2 separate regions of the Homo sapiens genome follow, and region 1 is linked to region 2. Evidence: chromatin loops called from intact Hi-C (ENCODE). Cell type or tissue: mammary epithelial cell. All regions are shown on one strand. Links, peaks and the distances in the headings refer to the core of each region. The heading gives the core; the rest is flanking DNA. Region 1 has its middle 68 kb from the start of MIR4277. Region 2 holds the start of LOC124900932 (a long non-coding RNA gene).

Region 1 (9,345 bases), core at 429-8,428, 640 kb before region 2:
AGCAGTGGTTTGTAGTTCTCCTCGAAGAGGTCCTTCACATCCCTTGTAAGTTGGATTCCTAGGCATTTTATTCTCTTTGAAGCAATTGTGAATGGGAGTTCACTCATGGTTTGGCTCTCTGTTTGTCTGTTATTGGTGTATAAGAATGCTTGTGATTTTTGCACATTGATTTTGTATCCTGAGACTTTGCTGAAGTTGTTTATCAGCTTAAGGAGATTTTGGGCTGAGACGATGGGGTTTTCTAGGTATACAATTCTTACAAACCCACTTTCAACTGAATTTGAGAGCGGGGAAGCTGGGAAGGAAAGCCCAGGTGTAGACGGCCTGGGTCCGCTAGCCCCGGTGCTGGCTGGATCCGGAGGCCTGGTGGGTGTGCGAAGAATTTCTGTCTCGGTCTTTCCCGCCAGGATCACTGAGGCTGAGCATGACCGTGCTGGGCGCGGCTTCCTGCTGGCGAGTTGGATGTCTGCCCCTTCGCCAGCTTTCCACAGGGCCGCTCACGACTCTGGTCTCCACCGCCCTCCAAGGGGTCCTCCCTTCTGTCCCTGCACTGGCGACGACAGCGGTCCGTCCGGCCCCGACAGAGCTCTGAGGCCTCCTGCAAGCCCCGCCACTGCCCAGGATGGAGGAAGGCTTCGGGGAAGCCTTCCCAGGCGGGATTCCGCCGGACCCGGGGGACCATCCACAAGAGAGTGTGGGCAGCACGCAGGACGTCCTGAGAAGACGCTTGCTCAGCTGGAGTGTTTAAAAACAAACCGAATAGCGTCAGCTCCTGGGGACTGCAGGAAGGGAACAGGCTCAGGGCCAGCAGCGCGTAAGCTGCGGCTCCGAACTGGGGACGCGGAGACCACACGGTGGCGCTGTGGGCCGTGTTTCCCGACACTGCAGCGCGTTAGTTCGTTCCCGCGGTTCTCACCCTTAGCCCCCAGCAAACTCTGCAGCAGAGGAAAATCAGATCCACCTGCCTGCGGGGTGCGGGGGAGCTCGCTTTCAGCAAACTCTGCAGCAGAGGAAAATCAGATCCACCTGCCTGCGGGGTGCGGGGGAGCTCGGTTTCAGCAAACTCTGCAGGAGAGGAAAATCAGATCCACCTGCCTGCGGGGTGCGGGGGAGCTCGGTTTCAGCAAACTCTGCAGCAGAGGAAAATCAGATCCACCTGCCTGCGGGGTGCGGGGGAGCTCGGTTTCAGCAAACTCTGCAGCAGAGGAAAATCAGATCCACCTGCCTGCGGGGTGCGGGGGAGCTCGGTTTCAGCAAACTCTGCAGCAGAGGAAAATCAGATCCACCTGCCTGCGGGGTGCGGGGGAGCTCGCTTTCAGCAAACTCTGCAGCAGAGGAAAATCAGATCCACCTGCCTGCGGGGTGCGGGGGAGCTCGCTTTCAGCAAACTCTGCAGCAGAGGAAAATCAGATCCACCTGCCTGCGGGGTGCGGTGGAGCTCTGTTTTATGCCTTGAAATGCATTTGCGGCATCCCGTTGTAAAACTGCCCGTGAACGCAGCGTCAGGCGCTCGTTTAAACAGGAAGGTAGGTGCTCTAAGACATCACTGAGAGAATTAAAAGTAACTACATAGCAGGAACAGCACGATCTCGTTTGAAGATTTTATTTAGAAACACCAAAAAAGGTAAAACGGGTAGTGTTCTCTAGATGGAGGAATAGGAATTCGTTTATTTTCTTATTTTTGCATATATATGTGTAACTTTAACACCAGTACTCTGAAAATCACTGAATATCAGAACATCTTCTTAATATCTGAGTACCCAGGGCGGGTCCGAGGACGTCCCCAGGGAAACTGTCCCTTGTCGGGGTGAGTGGCCCAAAGGGGCCCCTTTGGGATGGGGGAATGGGGACCCTCCCTCCCCAGGGTTTCCCATCCAAGGAATTTCACTGGAGGCCGGAAGGCTTCAGAACAGTTTTTCCTCCACTCTTGGATGATTTTCTTGGACTGCCCCAGACCATACAGCCCCTGTCACTGAGCAGTGTTTTGATGCTGACAGCCAGCTCCAGTTTCTGAGCTACCAGCTTCAGCCTTGCTCCCGGGCACTTGTGAAAAAACCCTACCTGGGCCCCGCGAATCCACATTCTCATGCTCATTCTGATCCCCGGTGACTCAGGGCCACATGGGAGTCTGGGAAGAAACAGCTCTGCCGGGGCAGGAGCATCTGCAGCCATGATGCCCCCAGCCAAAGCACAGAGGGTTGTGCCCTCTCAATGGGAGTGTCAGGGGCAGGGACTGCATCCCCACCTGTCACCTGTCCACCTGCAGCATCTGAAAGAGGTGTAGTTGTTAGTATATTGGCATTACTAGAATCTCATTGCAAAACATTTCTATCACCCTGAAAAGGAGCCCTGGATTCACTCCCAGCTCCCTCTCTCCGCAGCCTCCGGCTGCCCCCAGTCTGCTTTCTGCCTCCATAGAGCAGCTTATTCCCAGCATTTCATATGAACACCATCACAGGACACGTGGTTGCTTTCATGTCTGGCTCCTTTCATCTAATAATTTTTTTTTTTTTGAGGTGGAGTCTTGCTCTGTTGCCTAGGCTGGAGTGCAGTGGCGCAATCTCGGCTCACTGCAACCTCCGCCTCCCAGGTTCACGCCATTCTCCTGCCTCAGTCTCCTGAGTAGCTGGGACTACAGGCACCTGCCACCATGCCCGGCTAATTTTTTTGTATTTTTAGTAGAGACGGGGTTTCACCGTGTTAGCCAGGATGAGTCTCAATCTCCTGACCTCGTGATCTGCCCATCTCAGGCCCCCAAGGTGCTGGGATTACAGGCGTGAGCCACTGTGCCCGGCCTCACCTAATAATTTTTCTAATAATTTATTCAAATAGGCATCAAGCTCCACACAGGCACAAGGGCCAAGAGGTGCCCCCAAGGGCTCGTGTGTGGGGCGAGGAGGCAGGTGGTCCTACAGAGGGGGTGGTCCTGCAGTGCAGGTGAGTGCCGCACATGCTGGTGGCATCACCAAGGCCGGGACTGCGCTGCAGTAACACCCACCTCCCACTGGCTCAAAGCAAAGGGTCTGTGTGTCACTCATGTCGCTGCTGAACCCGGGCTGGGTGGCCCTCCCACAGCCCCCAGGGCTATGGTCTCTGGGTCACAGAGTGTCGCTGCTGAACCCGGGCTGGGTGGCCCTCCCACAGCCCCCAGGGCTACGGTCTCTGGGTCACAGAGCAGGCATAGGAGCTGCCTCAGCCCAGCCTGACCCCCAGCCCTTGTGCCCACAGTTTGCTGGGCAGAGCTGATGGCGGCCCCACCCTGCCTGTGGAGGAGTCCTGGAGGTGTGGGAGCAGCAGCAGGCCAGGCTGGCCCAGGCCCCTCCCTTTTACTAAAAGAAAAGCATCTCATGTGGGAGGTAGAAAGGGCAGAGCTGGGGAGGGTCTCATTGCTGGTTTCAAACTCTTTTTGCCAAATACTTTTTGTCCACACCTAACCCTCCACAGGAGAGTGGCCAAGATGCCCGGCTGCTCATAAAAGAGGCCCCAGAGCACCCCTCCCCCGTCCGCCATGTGAGGACGCAGTGACACAACTAGGGAAGCCGGTCCTCGTCCTCACCACACACGGAATCTGCCGGTACCTTGATCTGAGACTCCCCAGCCTTCAAAGCTCTGAGAAATGCATTGTTGTTTCTAAGTCCCCCAGTCTATGGCATTTTGTTATGGCAGCCAGAACTAAGCCAGGCTTCCACATGTGCATTCTGGGAGGACGCAGTTCAGTCCCTCACACTTGCTCTTCTCTGTTTTCCTCCTTATGTTCCTATCCTTCATTCTGAGAATTTTCTTCTGACCTACTTTCCAGTTATTCATTATTTTTCAATGACATCTAAACTATTTTTAAACCCACTTATTGAGTTCTGAAACGTTGCTTGTATTTTTTCCAGGCAATCATTTTTGTATTGCATTTACAAATAGGCACAGAGATAGAGACTGCAATGAGAAAACAGAGAATGCAATGAGAAAAGTTGGAGTTCTAGAAAGAAAGTGGAGGGAGAATAGGAAAAATACAATCAGAAAAAAAAAATACAAATCTTTCCTTTTCGTGTAATTTTTATTTCTCCACTGAAGTTCTTGACCTTGTCTTTTTCTTCTCATGGACAATGTCTCCAGCGCTTTCTGCAGCCATCTGAGGGCGCTGTGTCTGCATTCTCGTGTAGACGTTTTCATTTGCAGTGTCTCCAGTCCTTTCTGCAGCCGGCCTCTGAGGGCGCTGTGTCTGCGTTCTTATGTAGATGTTTTCATTCGCTGGGTTTCTCACCACTTACACTCGCGCTGCCATCTCTCCATGTGTGCCTGGCTCTTTCTTTCTTTGCCTGACATTCTATTTGCAATGTTTTGGAAGGAGAATCTGAGGCCAGAATGATGGCTCCTCCAGAGAGGGTGAGCCCGAGTGCCAGCAGCTTGGAGGGGCAGGGCGGCGGCTCTGGTGTCCTGCGGTTTGCGTGGGCTCTCTCTGCACTTACAGTCACAAAAAGACAGTATCTCAGGCAGGAATTCTCGCAGGGTGCATGCTTCTCTTTTGACAGTTTAATGTCACGCATGGGTTCCTTTGTAAACATCAGATCAATAGCAGAGTTCCAAATTAAAACATTAGGATAAGAAGCCCATGTTGATTCATCCGTCCCTGGAATGGCCTAGAAGACGGGGCACCTGGTGTTCGGGGATGCGTCTGTCTCAGGCCGGTCTCCATGGGTCAGGTAGCCTAGGGTGGGAGGAGGAGGGCGGCGGGCAGCCTAGCGTGGGAGGAGGAGGGCGGCGGGCAGCCCCACAGCCGGGATCCAGGAGAAAGGAAGGGCCACTCACTTTCTCTTCTTCACAAAGTCCTGGGAACGCAGGGAGGGGAGACGGGGTCTCGCTCTAAAAGGCAGCTTTGTAGCCAAACTGCTCCCTCCAGGCAGGAAGAGAATCCCCGCTCAGAAGAAAGGTGGGCCACCCCTGATGACGGCAGGTGGCCCCAAGTGTTTGGATGCGGTGGGCCCCACTGGTTTGGGCCTAACCTCAAGCGGCTGCTAATGGTTCCATGATACTTTTCCCGCTAACACTTCACAGAGATGTCTGACTGATGTCCACTGCTCAGCCGCACCCCCTGAGCTGGTGAGCATTCAGGCAGAGCACCCACCTCTACTTTTCTCACCCCTAAAATCAGAGACTGGTTCTAAGCTGGTGCAGCCACCGCCCCTGCGTGCCGGATGCAGGACTTTCCCTGCCAACACTGGACAGTCCCAGCAAAGCAGACGGTGGGTCGCTCTGTATCTCTGAAGAACAGCTGGGCCTGCGTGTGTCATTCTCAGGCATCTGGCCCAGGCCTTCTCCTCCAGGAAGGTGGGGAGGGGCTGCTCGGCTCCGGGCACTGCCAGGGGCCGTGGGCCCCACATCCTTTCCAGGCTGTTCCGCAGCATCTGCCTTCATACTCACAGCCACCGCGGCGTGCGTCCCAGGGGTTCTCAGAATAGAATTCTGTGCCTCTCTCGCCTCTGGAAGTGACCGTGCTCTGTAGGAAAATATCACAGCACGCCGGCCTCAAAAGGCCATGACGTGGCTCCAAACGCTGTAAGTATGTCAGTTGCTTAGAACAATCAGAAAGGGGCAGAACAAGCTGAGGTATAGAGTCGGGGGTCAGGGAACAGACAGCATCTCTTGTCTTGCAGAGAGACTGCTAGCAATTTGCAAGTTTACGTGAAAAGCTTTGTGATTTTCCAACACCCTGAGTAGTTCTAGCCAAAATGCGTGATTGGCCTCACACTAGACGCTTGCTGTAATTGTGTCTCTGTATTAAATTGACCGTCCTTTGGAGCTTCAGAATGGACCAGGAGGAAAAGGTAAATACCAAGCTCGCTACAACCTCAGAGGCATCAACGCCCTCCTGCTACAGACGCATCTGTTCTCACCTGGCTCCTGCCAGCTGCCCTGGGAGAGGCCACAAAATGCCCTCCATGGACAGAAGACCTGAGAACCTTCGGGGCTCCTGCTGTCACTCACTGTGTTGAAGAACCGCCCGGTCAGCACGCTGGGCCCTATACACATACACACACGGCTCTGCGGAGGACGAGGAAGGGCCGTCAGATGAGACTTCACCGTGAAAAATGTGCAGAGACACAACAATCTCGCTGAATGAAAACTACAGACTCTAATTTATAAAAACTGTCTGTTTCAAAAGCCCCAAATGTTTACATTCTCCGATTCATCATTCCTTCTTCTAATTTATTTTAGGAAATAATGCAAAGTACTCACAAAAAAAATTTATACAGAAAGATGTTCATTGCAGAATTCATTATAATAAAGAAAACCTGAGTACCCAGCGTCAGCGTGGTGATAACATGCATACAAGGGAATATTGTGCAGCTTCAGTTAGTTCTTATTACATTTCATAGGCATCTTAAGTGCTTTGTGAACATTGGTGTATAGATTTTTTTGTTTGGTGTAGATGGCAATAATTAGATGGGTGCAAGTAATAAAAACAGGACGTAATTTTAAAAAGATTGAGTGACAGAAAAAAATGAAACAATGTTTAAAAAACTTTTTGGTTATTATATTATCACTACAAGGCCCTGTCTCCTTGCTCCCTTCTTTGGGGACGGTTCTGGCCTTGCCTGGCCCGTGGGTGGAAATTGTGGTGCTCCAAGTGCCTTCAGCTGCTGCTGGGGTCCCAGGAGCCCAGCCTAGGTGTTCTTCCGTCCTCACCACCCCATGGCCTCCATGGAGCCCCACAGCAGCCTCAGGAAGGAGGGCAGTATCGTCAGAACAGAGTCCTCATGGACCCCCAAGAGACCCTTGTACAGAATGCCCCATCCAACCCAGGTCCAGCTTCACTCAGCTCCTAAACAGGAGCACGGCTGCAGGCCGGCTCCACGCACCCCGTCCCCAGGGAAGCCACAGCCTCCATCCCACACATCCCAGGCAGGCATCTGTAACTGAAGGCAGCATGCTCGGGTAAGCAGCGAGGCACACACCAGCTGGGCGGGGAGGGGTGGCCCTGAGTGGTCGTCTTGCTCAGTGCTGGAGGGGCTCCGAGCCGAGGGTCCAAGGGTCCTGGAGCTGCCATGGCAGATCCCCACAGCCTGGGCAGCTCGAAACAACAGGGGCTCATTCTCTCCCTGCTCAGCAGCGAGGGGTCTGAAATCAAGGAGTCCACGGGCCGTGCTCCCTCCAGAGGCTCCAGGGGAGGACCCTCCCACCTGTGCCAGCTTCTGTGGCTCCAGGCGTCCCTGGGCCGCGGCTGCATTGCTGCGCCTCTGCCTCGGTCTCCAGGTGGCCTCCTACTCTGTCTGCGTCTAACCTCCCTCTGCCTCTGTGTAACCTGCCTCTGCCTCTTGCCATGCGTTTAGGGCCAACGGGTTAATCCAGAATGACCTCCTTATCTCAAGATCTTTAACTTAATCACGGCCACAAAGACCTGCCTCCTACCTGAAGAGAGGTCCTGTGCACGGTTCCAGGGTCAGGAGGTGAACACCCGGTGGCCCAGCCTCAGCCACCCCAGTGAGAATGTGCGAGGTTTCAGAATGGCCGTGCTGCCCTGTTAGGAGCTATACACGCAAAAAGGCAACTCCGTCAGCGTCAGGGGTGCTGGATGCGTGCGGGGATCAGATGGCGTCGGATTTCCCAGGAAGCTGGGGAGCAAGGGTCCTGCACCAAGGGAGGGAGGAGGCCGGAGACCAGCCCAGGCCCAGTCCAGGAGGAGCCTGGCCAGGAGTCCCACCAAAGCCACTGGAGCCTCCAGTGACCCAGCCCTGGAGGGTCAGCGCTGTCCCTCAAATGGATTCCACTTCACACACAGGTCTCCCTGTCTGTGGGGGCTGCAGGGCCGGTGCCTGGGGAGCCCAGACTGCTGGAAACCTTCGGGGTGGCAGGCTCCAGATGGGACTTCCTGGCTTGTGTTTATGTGGAGCCCAGGCTGTGGGCGCCACAGTCAGGCACAGGTTAGGGGTGAGTTGTGGGTGATTTAAGAACTAGAAGCACAAGTAATGGCCTGACCCCCATGTCCCGGCTGTGCTGTGCGGTGGGAAAGACACGGGCTCGGGCGGCTGCTGGGGGTGGCCTGGCCTGCACCTGCTGGGGGTGGCCTGGCCTGCACCTGCTGGGTCCACCCCTGGCCACTAGGCTCACCCAAGGACAGTTGGTGACTGCCTGCCTCACTCCTACCGACCCTCAGGGGCCTAGGGGTCCCGTGACGGGGGGGAGGCTAGGAACCATGCTGGAGGACATGCCTGTGCCAGGGCCACTAGGATGTCTACAGCAGGAGCCGGTGCTAGCAAACCCCACACCCTGAGCCCCAGAGCCAGGCTCCTCAGCCCAGGAAAGGGATCACAGGCAGGAAAACCACACGGAAAAGGCTGTCCCATGCAGTCATGGCTCCCCCACCACTGCCCACACATGGAAGGCAGCCGCGGCTGGGAGAAGCCATCTTCACAGACATGCCATCCTTGATGCTCTCACACATGCGCACAGACGCGCCATCCTCTCCCACAACCCCGCCACCCCGGGCAGGCCAGGAAGTCCCATCTGGGGCCTCCCACCCCGAGGGTTGCCGTCAGTCTGTGTGCCCAGGCATCAGGGCCTGCCGCCCCCACAGACAGCGAGACCTGTGTGCGAAGTGGAATCTGTCCTAGGGACAGTGCTGACCCTCCAAGGCTGGGTCACTGGAGGCTGCCCGGGTCCAGTGGCTTTGGTGGGACTCCTGGCCAGGCTCCTCCTGGCCTGGGCTGGTCTCTGGCCTCCTGCCTCCCTTGGTGGAGCACCCTCGCTCCCCAGCACCTCCCAGGTTCACACAGCTCCTCCCTGGGGCCACACACTGACGCAGGGGCAGGAGGTGGGCCATCCTCTCCATGGACTGAAGACCTTGTCCGAAGGGAAAGAAAGGCCGGCCCAAGGCTTGGCTGGAAGAGTGGGTCTTGGTAGCAAAGGCGGCTCGTGGGGGCAGCCCACGCGAATGCTTCCCCGGCGCCCTGAGCCCCTGACCGCGGCTGAGCCTGCTGTACTCTGGCCCCTCTCATGGAAAGATGACCTGGGTCTACCATGCTCAGTATCACCCAAAAATTCCTACAGAAGTCTCTTGGGACAAGAAAAGGCCTTCTTCCCTCCCTCCTCCTTTCCTCTTCCTTTCTTTCATCAGGGAACAGCTTCCGGCCACCTGCACTGTTTGGGCGCCATCATAAGGAGCCGTGACGGCCTTCACAGAGCTCCGGGGCTCACGGGTGTGGCTGACCTGCCACAAATGGGGCGACAGAGGAGAGGGAGGGTCAGGCACCGATGGCTCAGGAGGGAAGAGATCCCTTCTGTATGGGGAGATGGGGGCTTCCTGGAGGGAGCCGGGGCGAGGGGCTCACCAGGGTGAGACATCCAAGGGACCTG
Region 2 (9,345 bases), core at 947-8,946:
GCGGGGGCCGCATGGGCCGGGAGCAAGCTAGGGTGCCGGTAGGAGGTGAGGGAAGATGGCTCCACGCCGCGCGGGGGCCGGGGGAGCCAGGGGGCGCCAGGTACGGCCGCGGGGCGGAGGTGGGGGGCCACCGGGCGCAGGGCGCGGGGACAGCGGCGGCAGCGACGGCGGCCCGGCTCCCTCTGAGCGCGTGCGCCCGCGCCGGGGCTTTAACCGCGGCCCCCGCAGCGCCCCCGGCGGCCGCTGCCCGCAGCGCATCGGCCTCGACCCCCGTTCCCAGCCTGGAGCCCCACCAGCGATGAGGACCCGGCCCGGCCACCTGTGGGGGCGGTCAGGTGCTGCAGCGGAGCCTGGCGGGAGTCAGCTCCGACCCCTCACCAGGCCGTCCTGGGTCAAGGGATCCCCAATTCCAGAGGAGCCTGAGGGCACCTCCCTTTGAAAGGGAGGACCCGCCTCCCTTGGCTGCTGGAGAGGGGGTGGGGGTGTGGGCAGCCCAAAGGGGGGTGGTATCCGGCAGGACTAGATCCCCGCCCTCTCCTGGCGCTCCAAATTGATGAAGAACCAGCGTTGGCCCCCCCCGGCCCCGGCTGGAAGGGCCCTGCACCCCCTCACTTTGTCCTTGGTTTGAGCAGGGTCTCCTCCGACCTGTGCCTTGAGGGTGTTGGAGCCTCCCAGGAGCCCCAAGCCTGGCCACCTGCGCTGCCTCCTCCACGTGTCCAACTCAGTGGCTTCAGCTGCTACCTCCCTGGCCTCATCTCAAGCTCCTCCAGCTGGCTCTGGAGACCCGTCCCTCAGTACCCTTCACTGGACCCCCTCTCTGCCTCCTACCCTGCTGGGTACCTCAGGGCTCTCTTCCTTATTTACCTTCAGAGGAACCTTCTTCCCTCACTTCCTCCTGGAACCCTAACTTGCTCCTGTTTCTGGGACATTTCTCCCTTCCCTACCCATGACTCTCCTCCCTGCCACGCCCTGTTGCATTGATACATTGTATCTCCCCAGCCTTTCAAGAGCTAGCTCAGCATTTTCCCCACGGGCTGTTGCCACGCCCACGTCTCCAACCTCAGTGGGTGACCCCACCTTCTGCCAGGGCAGCTCCCGTCCCTGGAGTTGGAGCTCCGAGGCTGGCGGTGCGGGACCCCTCACCTGCCCAGCTCCGGCCCTGCCAGGCCTCCGCTAAGCTGGCCCAGGTCCCACCCGGTCTCTCTGTTCCCACTCCCCTGGCTGGAGCCCTGTCTCACAGCTGAGCAGCGCAGCTCCGCGGCTGCCCAGTGCTGACTTGCACCTCTGGAGCTGACGTCCAGCCAAGCCCTTTCACTCCAATTACTGCCTCCCATTCTCAGACCATCCTCGGGGCAGATGCCGCCATCACACGATTTTACAGAGGCCTAGGCTGCTCAGTGGCAAAACGGAAAGTTAAACCAGAGGCCCGCCCCCCACCCCAGCAGCCTCCCCTGCTGGCTGTCCGCAGATACATGAGCTGTGGGCGAGCACATGAACAAGGGCACACGGACCCTCCTGGGAGTAGTCTTGCCTGCGAGCCATTCCCACCATCCTCTGAAGAACCCTAGTGGAGGGGCCACTTCCTGCAGGCAGACAGCTCTGGCACCTGGTAGCAGGGTTGCACCCGGCCAGGCCGTGCCTGCGATGGGCTCAGAGCGCCCTTGTGTATAGCGTCCAGGCGTCCAGATTCAGGGCCAGGGCCACCCTCCCAGGCTCTTTCGGCCCCTCCTCTCTCCCTTGCGCTACCCCAAGTGGACTTTAACTCCCAATTTGGAAGGTAACAATGCCATCTTCTGTGGTCTCAGGGTCCTAGTGAGTGTGTGAGGATGATAGTGTTACATGTTATGCAAAGTAGCACAGCCTGAGGATTGCAGCCCTTCCCGTGCCTCTAAATCCTGCCCTTACATGAGGACCGATGAGCCACCCTGGGTGAAGATCTGCTGGTGGGCTCGTGTCCCCTGTGTGGCTGGGAGCCTTGCCTCACACATGCATGGGCCCTCCTCCCAAGACCCCGAGAAGGTCCCACTGGGGGAGGTTGGCTGAGGTGCCCCAGCCAGGTGGGGAAGGGCCATTGTGTTTCACTCCTCTGCTGACTGAGCTCTGGTCCTTGCTAAATGCAGATGTCAGGAGGTCTGGGGGAGGAAGTGTCCTGGGAGGACAGGTGGAGGTGGGGGGTGGGGGCGGGCCATGGCACCAACCCCACACCCTACAGGGTGCCCAAGCTGGAGGAGCCCATGAGGCTGGGCCTGCACTGGCTGCCGTGCCCTCGCACCCACCTTGTCACTTGGAACTAGGCACATGCAGAGTCCAAACAGCAGAAACTCCCCATGCACTCCAGTGAACCTGAGTTACTAGGCAAAGGTTTTACATTTATTCTTTAGCAGCTTTATTGAGATACATACAATTCAGGGGCCCTACAATTCACCCATGAAAGTACAGACCATCTCCATCCATCCCAGGCGGGACGCCGCCAGCACACAAGGCGCACAGCTTGACCCTCAGCCCCACTGACTGGCAGATCAGGGCTGTGTGTCCTCCTCCCACTGGGCTCAGACAGTGTCCTGGGAGTCCTCTGAGGTAGAGGAATGGGATCCCCCAGGGCTCCTCTGAGTGGGAGCTGGAGAGTGAGAGCAGCCGATTCACCCATTCCTTCCCAGAGGGTCCGGAGTTCCCACCCAGCAGGACACGCCTGACCCTCACCTCGCGTGTCCTCAGGGCATTCCCCCGGGTGGATCCGCAGTGGGGGTTAGGGGCACTGCAGAGCTGAATCTGTACCCCACTGTCAGCTCAAAGGGCAACCCTAAGTGGCCCCTACGCCTCCAATGCCCACTGGACTCTTTCCCCTATGACCATCTCTCCTGGGTAGGGCAGAGCCGGCCTGGGGTTGTTCTAGAGCTGGAGTCACCAGCTCCAGGCCCTGCAAACCTGACCCCCATGCCAGTTCACAATCCCTTTGCATAACATGTAACACTATTATCCTCACACACTCACTAGGACCCTGAGACCACAGAAGATGACATCATTACTTTCCAAATTGGGAGTTAAAGTCCACATGGGGTAGTGCAAGGGAGAGCCCCTTGAGATGTCTGCATCACAGAGCGGCCTGGTCCCCTCAGCCATTCCAGGAGGAAGGGGTTCTCTTTGCTCCCCTTGACGTTCCCTTCTGGCGTGTGCATGCCTTTGCCCTCTGCGGGGCCAGTGGGCACCCACCATGCTTTCCCGGTGCTGCCTCAGTGGTGGCTGCCGCGAGATGCCCATCTACTTTTCGTGGAGGCCTCGGGACCAGTGTGGTTTGCTGGACGCTCTCCTCACGTGATGCCAGCCCGGCGTGTCCTCTCCTGGGCCCGTCTGTGGGGCAGCCCCCTGCCTGCCTCTTCCAGGGGCCCTGCAGGGACTTCCAGGTTCCTCAGGCCCGTCCTGCCTCGCCTTTCGCTCTGCGTCTGCCCGGGGCAGCCCGAGCTGGGACCTTCTGGCGGGAGCCGCAGCTTTTCAGGGCAACTGTCCTTGTCCCTGGGGGACGGCCAGTGTACGCGGGGACACTTGCGGCCCCAGCCCACTGCCGGCCTGGAGGAAAGGACGCGGGGGACCCCCATACGTGACCAGCGGCTGCAGCGCAGCTCGGGCTCACAGCGGGGCGGCCGGAGCAGCCTGGACCCCCGACGCCCGCGCCGTCCAGTCCGGGGACTCGGAGGCTGAGCCCGTAGGGGGCCGGCCCGGGGGCCATGGGCGTCCCCGCCCTGCCTTTTGCTGGGCCACGGAGCTTTGAGGACAGTTTCGCCTGCTGATAAAATCCGTTCCCAGCACTTTCGAAAGGCAGGGCGGGGCTCAAGCCGTCCCTGGAGGTTAAAATGCGCGTCCTCGCAGCTTTTCAAATCAGCCTCTCCTTATCTCCTCAGCCGCGGGCGGGGCAGGGGCCTGGTCTCCGGATGGAGGAGGAGGTGCGGCCGCAGGACGCCCAGCGGGGAGACCCGGGGAGACCCGGCCGGCGTCCGCCTCCGCTCCCGGCACGGCCGCCCGCGCCCGCCCTTCTCTGCCCCAGCCCGGGACCGGCAGGGTCAGAAGCGGGCGGCGGCGGGCGCGGGGCTCTGTCCTCCCGGCCCCTCCACCTCAGCGGGCGCAGCCGTGGGGTCCCCACCAACAGCGTTCGTGGGGGCAGCGCGGGCCCCGTCTCCCCCCGTGGCTATTCTCCCCGCGAGGCCTTGGCGCTCGTGCGGCCTTGGGAGCAAGAGCGCCCCCGCGCGCTCCTCACTCGGCTTGGGACACGCTCGTGAACTCTCGGCGGCGTCACCCTCTTCCACCGCGACTCCGCGTTCTGGGAGGCGGGGCTCATCCTGTTTTGTGGTTGTCACGGTGGCCACGGCTCCTCCCCTCCCGTTTAGAAAGCGGCGAGGTCGGGGTCCGCCGTGTGAGGGGGCGTCCGCCATGTGAAGGGGCGTCGAGGCATGTCCGCTGTGTGAGGGGGTGTCCGCGGCGTGAGGGGCGTCCCTGTGTGAGGGGCGTCCCTGTGTGAGAGGCGTCCGCGGAGTGAGGGGCGTCCCTGTGTGCGGAGGCCTCCGTGGCATGAGGGGCATCCGCTGTGTGAGGGGCGTCCCCTGTGTGAGGGGCGTCCGCGGTGTGACCTCACGGTGTGGCGTGCCTGGAAGGCATGGTGTAGCCAACTCTGACCCCGGGGTCAGGGGCCTCTTTTGAAGACACTGTCTTGGCCCCAGGCTGTGGCTGGAGTTGAAATAGGCGCATGCGCGGAGCCGGCACACACACACACACACACACACACACACACACACACACACCCACGTCCCCTTCAGTGCCCGGCTTTTTCCCCATAGTGCGAGCAAAGCCGTGAGCCTCGCGACCCGAAGTAGCCGGCAAGACTGAAATTCACACACGGGTTGGTCTCCACCGGAGCCCTGGGGACGTCTAAGAAAAGCACTGCCTGACATCGGACAAAACGCTACTGTGACGCGTCACACGGAGCCTGCCGGGACATTTCCCCTCCCTGCCCATGCCGCGTTGGCCCTGGCGGATTGGCCCCACGAGGGAGGATGGCGACTCCGGGTCTGGATGTGTGCTCCCCTTGCGTGCTCTTCGCTTTGCAAATGGATCCCTACGTTTTTAAGTGCACAAGATCCCCTGGGTGTCGCCTGCACACCGCCCCCGAGGCCGCCCTTGTTTGAGTCCACCTCTCCTTGGCTGTGCAGCGTCCGCCAGCCATGCTGACCCCTGAAGCCTTGGCTGTGCCTCCCAAGTGCACCGGGTTTCCCTGCAGACACACGCTTTGGCATGAACATGCCTTCTTAGGCATGAACAAGAAGTTCACGTGGCTGCCACACCCAAGTGCCTTGCATTTCGCCTGCTCCCCGCACCCCCCCCAACCATGTTGCCACACGAGGCTTATTCTGAATTACAGGTTGGTTGTGATATCACCTCTGGTACATGGACTGTTAAAACTATTGAAAGGGAGGTGGATCTGAAGCACGCCTACCTGTTTCCTGGCATACTTGGAACGTTGCCAGACCACTGGATACTTAGAAGGCTAATTCTACATTTATCCTCAGCCATCATTCTGAGCGCCTTCAAAAGATGAATCATCTGCACCGACTATTAAATTTAATAACCATGCACTTCTCCAGGGAAATTGCCTCAAAGGGACCCACAACTGGCCACGATTCATGGTTGAGGAAACACCTCTTCCAGTTTCAGGTAAATATTTGTGCAAATCTTTCAGGCAATTTGTGATTAGAGACCTAGAAGGAAAAAACCCACCCAAGTCAGAAAATGGTTTTCCAAAGGTGTTCTGGGCATACTTTTGTATGCACTTGTTTTTTGGGTTTTACTGGTTTTTATTGCAATCAAAGTAAGTTCAGTAAAAGGGCCTTGCAAGCTGGGCAGCGAGGGCAAGTAGAAGGCATGATTCGTGGGCAGCAGAGAAGCCCTGGGCTCCTGGCTTCTCAGTTCGAAGCACACCCGGGCGTACACACCGGTGAACATGTGAAACACAGCCGTCACATGTAGCAGGGCAGACGGCAGTGACGGTGAGAAGCTGCCTTCCAGGAGTCCCGTATGCGTGATTTTTTTTTTTTTTTTTTTTTTTTTTTGGAGACGGAGTCTCACTGTGTTGCTCAGGCTGGAGTGCAGTGGCGTGATCTCAGCTCACTGCAACCTCCACCTCCCGGGTTCAAGTGATTCTCCTGCCTCAGCCTCCCGAGTAGCTGGGATTAGAGATGCATACCACCACGCCTGGTTAATTTTTGTTTTTAGTAGAGATGGGGTTTTGCCATGTTGCCCAGGCTGGTCTCGAACTCCTGACCTCCAGTGATTCCTCCCCCCACCCCCGTCTCGGCCTGCCAAAGTGCTCAGCCTCCCAAAGTGCTGGGATTACGGGCGTGAGCCACCACGCCTGGCCGTGATTTTTAAAATAACCCAGGAATCTGAGTGAGCAGTGAAGGAAGCCCAGATGCCAAGAAACATGTGTGGGCATCAATTATGATCACTGAGGTCCTCTCCACCTAAACACTTGCTGTAATTTGGTGATATTTATCTTATCCCAACCTGGGGAGTTTTAGTCTTAGTCTTTGTATCTTATCAGCTCTGGCTTGGAGGAAAGTCTCTCCTGGCTGGAAATGAAAGTGTGAATCAGCAGTGAGTTGCTGCTCTCACTTCCAGGTGAAGGGGCTCAGGTTCATCCTCCGCTCAACTCAACGTGCGGTCGGCCTTGGGTCCCCAGGCCGGAACTGGCCTGAGACACGGAAACTCCCACAGCTTCTGCACCCGACCACTGAGGCCTGCTTCTGCCTGAGCTGCAGCAGCCATGTTCCAAATGTGTGGTTTGTGGTGAAATTTCACTGGGAAATCAGAAAAGATCACAAAGCGACCTCGGCTCAGGGATTTCTGTGGACATCTGTTTCCCACGCAGGCCTTGTCTGGGGACAGGGGATGCGATCGTTGGGCATGGTGACTGATGCTTCTGCAGAGGCTCGAGGGCCGTTAGGTGTCCTGCTGTCCACAGCCCAGGGGGCTCACACACCTCTTTGCCTGCCCCTGAGAAACCCAGAGAACTGCTTCTCCACTGCACTGCAGTCTTCCATGTGTGGCTTTCAGCTGCTTCTGGAAGAATCTGCATGCCTTCGTGGGTGTTGTCAGTGAGTGTGCAGGGAATACTCCCTGAGGGAAGTCTCCGCCATCTGGTAGGCCACAAGATGCCCCTCTGTGGCCTGGTCCCGCGGGCTTCCCCTTCTCCAGCCTGGTCATGCAATGCCAGACTCTCTCCTGATGGTTCTCACCAGGGATGCGTCCTCCCTCCTGCCAGGACACCTGCCACTGCCCCTGACTGCCCTGCCTCCTGCCCCGTCCATGGGGCTGCGTGCATATGGAAGGCGCTTTGTGTGTGCCAATCAGCCCCGAGAAGGAAGGAGGGTTCCCCTGTCCATTCCTCTACCCAGGATCCCCAGCTCCTGGGGCAGTGCTGAGACATGCTGCTATTACCTGCCCAAGTCCCAAGTTCCCAGGGACAGCAGGCCAGCTGGGTCTACCACCTCATAGCTGCCCAGGACAGTCCCCAGCCCTGGGCTCACAAAGCTAAATAAATAAATCTTTTATTTGTTTATTTATTTATTTATTTTTGAGAGAGTCTCAGTCTCTCACCCAGGCTGGAGTGCAGTGACATGATCTCAGCTCACTGCAACCTCTGCCTCCTGGGTTTGAGCGATTCTCCTGCCTCAGCCTCCCGAGTAGCTTGGATGACAGGCACCCACCACCACGCCCGTCTAATTTTTTTTCTATTTTTAGTAGAGACAGGGTTTCACCATGTTGGCCAGGCTGGTCTTGAACTCCTGACCTCAAGTGATCCGCCCACCTCAGCCTCCCAAAGTGCTGGGATTACAGGCGTCAGCCACTGAGCCCAGCCTAAAGCCGCTTATCTTTAAGATGGAGGCCTCGGCCCCTTCAACAGGTTGTGCAGCTCTTGTGGTGGGGGGAGTCCCTTTCCATGGCCCACCTCATCCACCGCTGGGGACTCCCTGGGGTCCCAGCAACAAGGACCCACTCCTTCCCCTGCCCGGTGCACAGGTGTAGATGCCAGGCAGATTGGGTTGGGGGTGTACTGCACATTTTCCTTGCAGCAGCGGACGTGGACTCAGGGAACGAACCCAGTCCTCAGTCTTCAATTCTCAGCCCACAAAAGGGGCTTTCTACCTTGAGGAAGGAACCCCTCATTTAACATCTTTTTCTTCAAGTCTTCACCACATCATGGATGTCTGTACGATGAGATTGCAGCAGGCACAGAAGCCTGAGGGTACTTGGTGGGAGGAGGCCTGGGGATATTGAGGGACCACATGGCAGGCAGTGGTGGGCAGATTGTGAGTTCTATCCTGATGGGCGCCCACAGGCAGCAGGACCCCTGGAGGCGGCCGTGCCTCCATCTCCTAAAGAAAGGCAGCGCTCACTCATGCTGGGAACGTGTGGGGCAGCATTTACAGCCCAGGTTGTGACAAGGATGTATAAGTCACTGTGCCTGAGTCACGGAAACCCAATGGTGTTTATCACTTCTTCCCTGAGAGAGATGAGGGGACCAGGCACGGCGCTTACCATGAGGGTCAGGGAACTGCACTCAAGGCCTGGACTGGGTTCCATCTTCCCATAGCTGTCAGGGAAGGAAGCTGGCCCTCCCATTCCTCCTGGAGGGACCAGGCCACCAGGTCTTTGATCCTGAGAGGCATCTTTGCCAAGGAGCAAAAAGGATGGTGTCTGCTCAGGGCATAGCCCAGGAGACTTCCACCCATTGCCCCTTAGGAGCCCCTTAGGAGGCAGCAGATGGGCTCAGCACAGGTGGCTGGAAGGGTCCAGTCCCTCCATCCCCAGGTCTCTCAGAGGAATCGCATAGTTCTCCCTCTAACCCAGGACCTAAAAATCTCCAGCTTGCCTCCAAGAAGAATCCTGCTGGCCATTTCCCAAGGCACACCCAGACCACAAGAGGCTGGAGGGTCTGCCCACATCCTTGCCTGGGTGCACCTACCCCATTAATGTTCCCTGCAGCCCAGGGCTCCTCGGCAAAAGCCTCGTGAAGTCACGTGTCCAGTTTTTGGGGAGTTAGTTTAGTTAAAACTGGACATCACGATCTGAAGTCCTCATGTCCATCTTGGGTGAGCTGTGGAGTGGAGCTGGTATAGCTGGGTGCTGGAGGGTCCCAGTGGGTCTCTGGGATTCTCCTGGCAACAGGGGAGCCTGCTGGGCTGCCTAAACAGTGCCTGCTGGGCCAAGCCTATTGCTTAGAGAGCAACTGCAGCAGTCCTTGTGTTATAGTTTCTTTTCTCACCTCAGAGGGTCAGGGTGGATATGTCCAGGATCCCC

Evidence for each region. A loop is a pair of places that touch in the nucleus more often than their neighbours do. Peaks named below come from ENCODE experiments on the same cell type or tissue, not always from the same donor. Only the 100,000 strongest peaks of a DNase experiment are listed, where the experiment ranks them.
Region 1: a loop joins it to region 2, with 4 times the contacts of the local background. A loop is called at or near these places in 4 of 110 quality-filtered maps.

What each region holds. Positions count from the first base shown.
Region 1 is chr5:1,636,573-1,645,917 of GRCh38, reverse strand. No RefSeq gene overlaps it. Among named protein-coding and RNA genes, the nearest start is that of MIR4277, 68 kb to the left of the region's middle. RefSeq lists a silencer at 903-952 and enhancers at 1,901-2,563, 2,604-3,155, 3,156-3,708. In mammary epithelial cell, for the core only: CTCF peaks have their summits at 852 (motif pointing right) and 4,148 (motif pointing right); DNase peaks (open chromatin) are centred at 837 and 4,167; H3K27me3 peaks cover 1,420 bases.
Region 2 is chr5:999,641-1,008,985 of GRCh38, reverse strand. LOC124900932 (a long non-coding RNA gene) reads left to right here and starts at 5,013. Exons shown (of 2, transcript XR_007058677.1): 1 at 5,013-5,700; 2 at 6,664-9,345. It overlaps NKD2 (NKD inhibitor of Wnt signaling pathway 2), which reads right to left and starts at 184. Exons shown (of 10, transcript NM_033120.4): 1 at 1-184. RefSeq lists enhancers at 923-1,688, 2,842-3,485, 3,718-4,012, 3,486-4,130, 4,131-4,774 and 1 more and a silencer at 3,718-4,012. In mammary epithelial cell, for the core only: a CTCF peak has its summit at 4,246; a DNase peak (open chromatin) is centred at 5,465; H3K4me3 peaks cover 994 bases; H3K27me3 peaks cover 1,447 bases.